Linked DNA regions of Homo sapiens: region 2 is linked to region 1. Evidence: chromatin loops called from intact Hi-C (ENCODE). Cell type or tissue: PC-3. All regions are shown on one strand.

Region 1 (4,000 bases):
CAAATGACCTTTGATCTCAGATCGAGAAGTGAAGACAATTGGTTTCTGCTGAAGGAGAAACACTGTTGTTCTGCCTTGTTGGTGCCGTAGGAGAGAAAGAGAGCAATGATATTTAAAAGTAATAAACTGTGTGTGCAGAGAAAATGACTTCGCTCCCTGTGGTGCATTCAGCACATTACATAGTAAACTTTCATTTGCAGAAAACATATTACCTTTTACACCAAATGTCGGAATCTCAAGTGGTAGTTATTGAACATTATTTTATATGCTTTTCACTTCGACATCTCTTGGCTTCAGCTTAGAGGACTAGTTTATCAGTGATACATCATGGCAAATTAATAGGTACAGATAAAACCTCCCATAAATATTCATTACATCTCATTACTGCAAATTAATGAGATATTTTAAAATTAAGCTTAGTCACATTTGGTACTGAGGATCTTGTTTTAATATATGATGCTCAGAGATAAATTATAATCTTGAAAAGGATTGAGCTCATTATGAAAACTTTTAAATAGGCATTGTAGTAACAATTTAGATAAGGACTAAGGACTATTATACCTGATTTTAGAAATGATGAGAAATTCTCTTTATATCTCCATACTTCTAAACCACTTGAATAACTTTTTAACTGTTCTCATATAATATTGCAAAGCAAAGAACTTCATATGTAGGATACCGTAATGCGTTTCAACAATTCAGAAACTATATCTATACTTAAAAGTGCCTGCCATGATACATAAAATTTAATAGTAAATATGATTTTTTTTGCACAAATAATGATTTGGCTTGGTTTTTTAAATCTGCTTTAAGAACCTGAGCAAATATTCCAGGATTTTTTAGGAAAATAAATGCATATAGGATAAATTTCATAAACCAGTGAGAATGGGTTTCACTCTCTTAGTGAATTTTGCAGTTCTCTAAGTGGTGACTAAGTGGTAACTATGCATCTACGAAGGCCTCAGTTTCTATTCTAGTGAGTAACACAATGAAGGCCATCCCCGTCCTGCTGGGACCTGAGAAGATCATGCAGATTGCATTCGAATTGGGTTATTTTTATGTAACTTGGTTCTCACACACTCTCTTCAGACACATATCCTTTTAAAAATTTATTCTTAAGAGACAGATCTCCCTATGCTGTCCAGACTGGAGTGCAGTGGCTGTTCACAGGCATGTTCATAGAACCTCAAATATCTGTGCTCAGCTGATCTTCCTGCCCAGCCTCCTGAGTAGCTGGGACTACAGGTGCACATCGCCATGCCTGGCTAGCTATAGCTTATCGAAAAACCTCACTTCTGCTGTTTCTTGACTTATTTCAAGAAGATTGTAGCATTCTTGTTTTTCTGATATAACTGCTCCAACATAAAGGAAGAGCCTTTTGTTAGCACCTCTTGATAGGCACCTTTGACGGTCTTCTTTCAGTCAGGCACACGAGAGGCACTGCGGCCTCACATAAGAATCAGATCAACCATCCTACGCACACCGATAATGAAATTCACCCCTTCAAGCAAGATTTCATTATCTAACTGTATTCATCATCTAAGTTCTTTCCTCCAAAAAATACATTTTAGTCCAAATGAAAAAATACCCAGAGTCAAATGGGTTCATTTAAGTTCATTCCTCCAAAAAATAAATTTTAGTCCAAATGAAAAAATATCCAAAGTCAAATGCCCTAAAACAAAACAAATCCTCTTGAGCTCTCTGAGCCCTTTTTCCCCTCATCTGAAAATGGAAGTTACCTGATTAGATAATATCTGAGCTAATTTCCAGCTTTAACATTCTATTATTCTAATTATATTTAATGCTAATAGCGTTAGGAAGCATAGTTTTTGTATGTTTTATTACATTTACTTGTCTGATATCTTCTACAGCAAAATAATTTTTGCTCTTTGGCGTTTGAATCCGTATCCCTTCATTCATTAAATGTTTACATAAGTAGCACCTCTAGAATATAAGTTCACGGGAGAGCAGCTTTACGTGTCTTGTTGACTTTTGTGTCCCTAGGACTCAGAAAGAGGCCAAGCATGCAGGAGGCATTTCCGGAACAGAGGGTGAGTGAGTGTGAGTCTTCTATAAAAGATTCAGAGATAATTACATTTGGTCTTTTTTCATGAAGCATTTATAATCAAGTAGAAACAGAAAGATACAAAAACAGCCATTATACCAGAGATTGCATAGTGGATGTTGTGAAGTCATTGAGACAGAATAGAGAGAAAGTAGAAAGCTACCCACCATCCCCCAAGCAAAAACTCTGAAGAAGATAATTTGGGTTTGTAAGGCATGAACTCCTGAACTCCAGGATAAGGAGTTTGAAATCCAGAGAAATATCTTGCCTATTGTTGCTTTGTTTTAGAATCAGCTTACTTGATGCCATCAAAAAACAAACAAAACCCCCTCGAAAAACACACAAAAAACATCCGAGTACTTGTGGAATGCAGTTGAATACACAGGGCAACTTGGGGAAAAACTGGTATCTCTCTCATATTATGTCTCTTTATGCATAAGCATGTTTTACCTTTTAATTTATATAGACTTCCTTTAACGTGTTCAATATAAAGTTTCATTCTTCTCTGTAGTATATTTACACATGCATTTTAAAAATATACTGTTAGTTACAAATACATTTTTCTATTATAAATGACAAACTTGTGGTATGTTTGCTATTTCAGTATAAAAATCCTATTACTTTAAGTATTAATCTTATAGTGTGTAACCTAGCATAATTTCCAATATTCTAGAGATTTGTCTGTAGAAGTTTTTGGGACTGCTACCTAAACAATCATATTATGTGTGAATAATGACCATTGTGTATTTTCCCTTTTCGATTCTCACACATTTTGTATTTTTTTTCCTTTCCTTACTGGAAGACCCATATATGTTTTTAACAGGTGTGGTGAAACTGGGAATCTGGTATTGTTTCTGACTATATTAATAATTTTGTTTTGTTTTATTATTTCATATGTTTCCGGTAATTCCTTCTACAGATTATTGAAGTGCTCTTCTTGTAGTTTTCTGAAAGTTTTTTATTATGGGTTGTCTTCTAATACTTGAATCAGTTTTACAGATACATACTTTTCAAGAAAATTTTCTGTGTTTCCTAGGTTTCAAAATGCTGGCACATTTTTTCATAATAGTCTGTTATCATATTAGTCTTTATTATATGCAGTGATAATTCCCATTTTCATTTCTAGTATTGGTTATTTGCACATTTTCTCTTTATTTTTACTTTGACCATCATTGCCAGAGGTTTGTCCATCTTATTACACTTTCAAAACAAAGAATCTGGCACTGTGAATGATCTCAATTGTATCTTTGTTTTCTATTTTATGAATCTCTGCTTTCATACTTATTACTTCTTTTTTCCTGCATCTTTGAGTTTATTCCGCGGCTATTTTGCTTACTTCCTGTACCGGATGCCTGACTCATTAATTTTTAGTCATTCTTATTTACCCATATAACTATGTTTGCTTTAAATATACCCTTAAGGCACTCTTTAGTTTTATCCCCGCTTTTTTGGTGTGTAGCACTTATATTATTATGTGCCTTAAAGTATATTTTATTTCAATTGCTTTACATATAATATATGATATTTGGAAGCATGTTTTTAAATTTGTGAGTGCGTATTTAAGAGCTATAGTTCTTAAAACGTGCCCCCTTGATTAGCAACATAAGCATCATCTGAGAACTTGCTAGAAATGCAAATATGGGTCTCACCTTACACTTCCTAAGGCAGAAATTTGGTTGGGTCCAAAAAATGTGTTTCAAAAAGCCATTCATTGGAGTTTGATATACAGTAAAGAATCAGATTATTTGTTTTAAAAATAGATACTTGAAAGCAGAGAGTATACACTGAATAATATTGACTTTAAAAAGTCATTTTATATCTTGATAAGTAGCCCCTTTTTATAAATGTCCTTTGTGTGCTTCTGAAGAACATGCATCTTCCAGCCATTAGATGTGTAGTATATATTTATTATACCAAGAAGGTTAATTATGTTGT
Region 2 (4,000 bases), 85 kb before region 1:
TTGTTTGTTTGTTTGTTTTGCTCGTGGTTCTGCAGATTGTACAAGAAGCGTGGCGCTGGAATCTGTGTCTGGTGAGACCTCAGGGAGCTTCCAATCATGACAGTAGACTAAGGGAAGTCAGTGCATCACAGGGTGAGAGAGGGAGCAACAGAGAGAGGCAGAGGTGACAGACTCTTTTAAATAACCAGATGCAGTGTGAACTCATTACTACAGGGAGGGCAACAAACCCTTCATGAAGAATTTGCCCCTATGACCCAAATACCCCTCACCAGGCTCCACCTCCAACACTGGGATTACATATCCACATGAGATTTGGAGGGGACAAACTTTCAAACTGTATCAAGTAGGTAATTATTCAAAGCCATAGAACTTATGTGTGTTAGAATTATCCCCTACTGACCACATAAATCAAGCCCATCCTTGAATTTTGGCTTGGACGGCATCTCTGCTGAGACTCTCTGCATTCGCAGATGGTGTTAGGTGCCCTGCCTGTGGACTGTAAAGGCACCTTACTGAATCCTGAGCTCTGTCATGGAAACCTATTTCTGTCCTAAGTATCTACTTCCTCAGCTGCCTTTCTTATTAGCCCACAACCCCACAAGGCAGAAATTCTTTTCCCCAAGAAATTAAACATATGTGATGCAAGACAGTGATCAATGTACAATTGGGAGAATGAATGGACGAGTTAGTGAGTGCCATTGCCCTGTTGCAATGTAGCATGCTTCAGGATATGAGGAAAAAGAAGCTGGGGAAGAAGTGAAGGATCAAGTCATGAAATGTTTTATGTCATGCTAAGTTCCTAATTATTGCGTACAGAATGCCATGGGAAGCCACTGAATGATGCCAAGCAGGACAGGTGCATGATCAAATCTGTGATGCAGGAAGATTACTCAGGTTATGTCTAGATAGAATGGAAGAAAGGGCATGTCAGAGAGGCCAATTAAGGTTTGACTGCAATAATAAGGTGAGAAACAATGAGGCTAAAATAAGTCACTTTGGTGGTTAATTTCATGTGTCAACTCCACTGGGTCATGGGTTTCCCAGACATTTAAACAAACATTATTCTGGGTGTTTCTGTGAGAGTTTTTTTGAGTGAGGTGAATATTTGACTTGATAGATTATGTAAAACGGATTGGCTCTCTAATGTGGGTGGAAAACATCTAGTCATTTGAAGACCTGAATAAGACAAAAATGCCAATCCTCCCCCAAGTAAGAAAGAAGTCCTCCTATCCTGCTTTGAACTGGGACATCAGCTTTCTCCTGCCTCAGACTCCAACTGAAAAGTCAGCTTTTCCAGGTCTGGAGCCTGCTGGCCTTTGGAATGGAGCTTACAACATTAGCTCTCCCGGCTCACTGAATCACCCTGTAGCTCTTGGGACTTGTCAGTCCTCCTAATCATGTGAGCCAAATTTTTATTATCTATCTATCTATCTATCTATCTATCTATCTATCTATCTAGTTAGCTATCTATCATCTAGCTATCCATCCATCATCTATGTATGTATGTATGTATTTATCTGTCTGTCTGTCTATCTATCTATCTATCTATCTATCTATCTATCTATCTATCTATATCTTTCATTGGTTCTATCTCTCTTGAGAGCTCTGACCAATACAGTCACTAATGGTGGGGAATGGATAGGTAAGGTCCTATTGAAAAGATGTTGAAGAAACAAATTCATCACCATGATTGTCCATGGACACGGATGGAAATAGATGCACAGAAAACTATAGGTTTCTGAACTGGAAGATTGAGTGAATGGGATGTGGTGCAGTAAGCTAGGAAAATAAGAAAAGGTGCAAGTTAATAGTAAGTAAGTGGAAGCTTCCATTTTACACATCTTCATTCTAACGATCCTGCAGGATATGTAGGCAAAAGATATTTAGATAGCTACTCAGGCTGACTTTGAAATGCAACATCAGTTCTACCAATAAGGGCTTCAGCTCCTCTTTTGTGAAATTAGATTACAAGGAGAATGGAACAGGATCCTCATCTCTCAGCTCAAGTCAACTCAAAGCTGGATTAAGGACTTAAACCTAAAACCTGAACCTATACAAATTCTAGAAGATAACAATGGAAAAACCCTTCTAGACATTGGCTTAGGCAAGGATTTTTATGACCAAGAACCCAAAAGCAAATGCAATAAAAACAAAGACAAATAGCTGGGGCCTAATTAAACTAAAGAGCTTTTACACAGCAAAAGGAACAGTCAGCAGAGTAAACAGACAACCCACAGAGTGGGAGAAAATCTTCACAGTCTATATATCTAACAAAGGACTAATATCCAGAATCTACAACGAACGCAAACAAATCAGTAAGAAAAAAAACAAACAATCGTGTCAAAAATTGGGCTAAATACATGAATAGACAATTCTCAAAAAAAGATATACACATGGCCAACAGACACATGAAAAAATGCTCAACATCACTAATGATCAGGGAAGTGCAAATCAAAACCACAGTGAAATACCACCTTACTCCTGCAAGAACGGGCATAATCAAAAAATCAAAAAACAGTAGATGTTGGCATGGATGCAGTGATCAGGGAGCACTTCTACACTGCTGGTGGGAATGTAAGCTAGTACAGCACTATGAAAAACAGTGTGGAGATTCCCTAAAGAACTAAAAGTATAACTACTATATACTTAGTAGTAGAACTACTAGATACTTGCACATACATGTTTACAGCAGCACAATTCGCAGTTGCAAAATAGTGGAATCAACCAAAATGCCCATCAATCAATGAGTGGATAAAGAAACTGTAATATATATATATATACACATACATATATATACACACACACATATATATATACATATATACACATATATATACACATATATATACACATATATATATATGCATACACACACATACACTCACATTGGAATACTACTCAGCCATAAAAAGGGATGAATTAATGGCATTTGCCATGACCTGGATGAGATTGGAGACTATTATTCTAAGTGAAGTAACTCAGGAATGGAAACCCAAACACTGTATGTTCTCACTGATACGTGGGAGCTAAGCTATGGGGATGCAAAGGCATAAGAATGATACAATGGACTTTGGGGACTGTGGGGAAAGCTTGAGGGGGTGCAAGGGGTAAAACCTATAAATATGGTGCAGTGTATACTGCTCGGGTGATGGGTGCACCAAAATCTCACAAATCACCACTAAAGAGCCTACTCATGTAATCAAACACCACCTGTACCCAATAACTTATGGAAAAAAAGAAATCAGATTACTGAACAAAGACAATTCTACTATAAAATTGTAAAATTGTACAATAACTTGTAATAATAAGTATGATTTCATTTGGTATTTTATATAACTAATTTACCTAGTAAACTTTATGATGTATAAATGAGCTTTGGCAAGAAATAGAGGAATGTCATTATGACTGGGGAAGTATCAGACAAATAAGAATAAAGACATTGCAGGGAAGAGATATTACCCTGAGATACTGGTAGGCTGAAGATGCGAACAGGTATCTTTCATATAACCAGATGTGTAACAAAATGGCCAAGAAAGCAGGGGGAACTAGGTGTTCTCCAGGCATGCTGTTCATACCAGAGGCTTCATGCAGATAAAGAGATAAAAGGATGGTGAAGAAAACGTGCCACTCCCATTATTCTGATGTTGTCTTCAACATCAACCATCTTGTTATTACTCACAACATATTTGCTATGCCTGGGGTCCTATCTTTTGCTTTCTTCTCACTCTCCCTTAGAAATTTCACTTCTTCCCATGTCTTTCAGTTGCCCACAGCACTTTCTTAACACATGCTGATCACATGGCATTGTGACGTGAGCAATTCTTACCCTTACCTGAGCTGTGTTGTGAGGGAGACGAGGGCTGCCTTGACTCTTCTTTGTACCTGAACATCTGTCACAGGGTCCATAGTGGAACTGGTTCTTGGTAACTTCTTGTTGAATAAGTTGTATGAATAATTAAAAGCATTGTATGATAAGCTGTTAAAGAGGGATGAAAAGATT

Evidence for each region. Hi-C counts contacts between places; a loop is a spot of excess contacts. Peaks named below come from ENCODE experiments on the same cell type or tissue, not always from the same donor. Only the 100,000 strongest peaks of a DNase experiment are listed, where the experiment ranks them.
Region 2: it touches region 1 in a loop (6-fold over the local background); 1 of 110 quality-filtered maps calls a loop at or near these places.

Annotation. Positions count from the first base shown.
Region 1 is chr2:5,188,266-5,192,265 of GRCh38, reverse strand. No RefSeq gene overlaps it. Among named protein-coding and RNA genes, the nearest start is that of LINC01248, 500 kb to the left of the region's middle. In PC-3, no CTCF peak of the experiment used is centred here; DNase peaks (open chromatin) are centred at 2,015 and 3,435; H3K4me3 peaks cover 950 bases; H3K27ac peaks cover 2,581 bases.
Region 2 is chr2:5,273,472-5,277,471 of GRCh38, reverse strand. It overlaps LOC105373398 (a long non-coding RNA gene), which reads right to left and starts at 3,734. Exons shown (of 3, transcript XR_001739179.1): 1 at 3,680-3,734; 2 at 3,460-3,581. In PC-3, no CTCF peak of the experiment used is centred here; no DNase peak of the experiment used is centred here.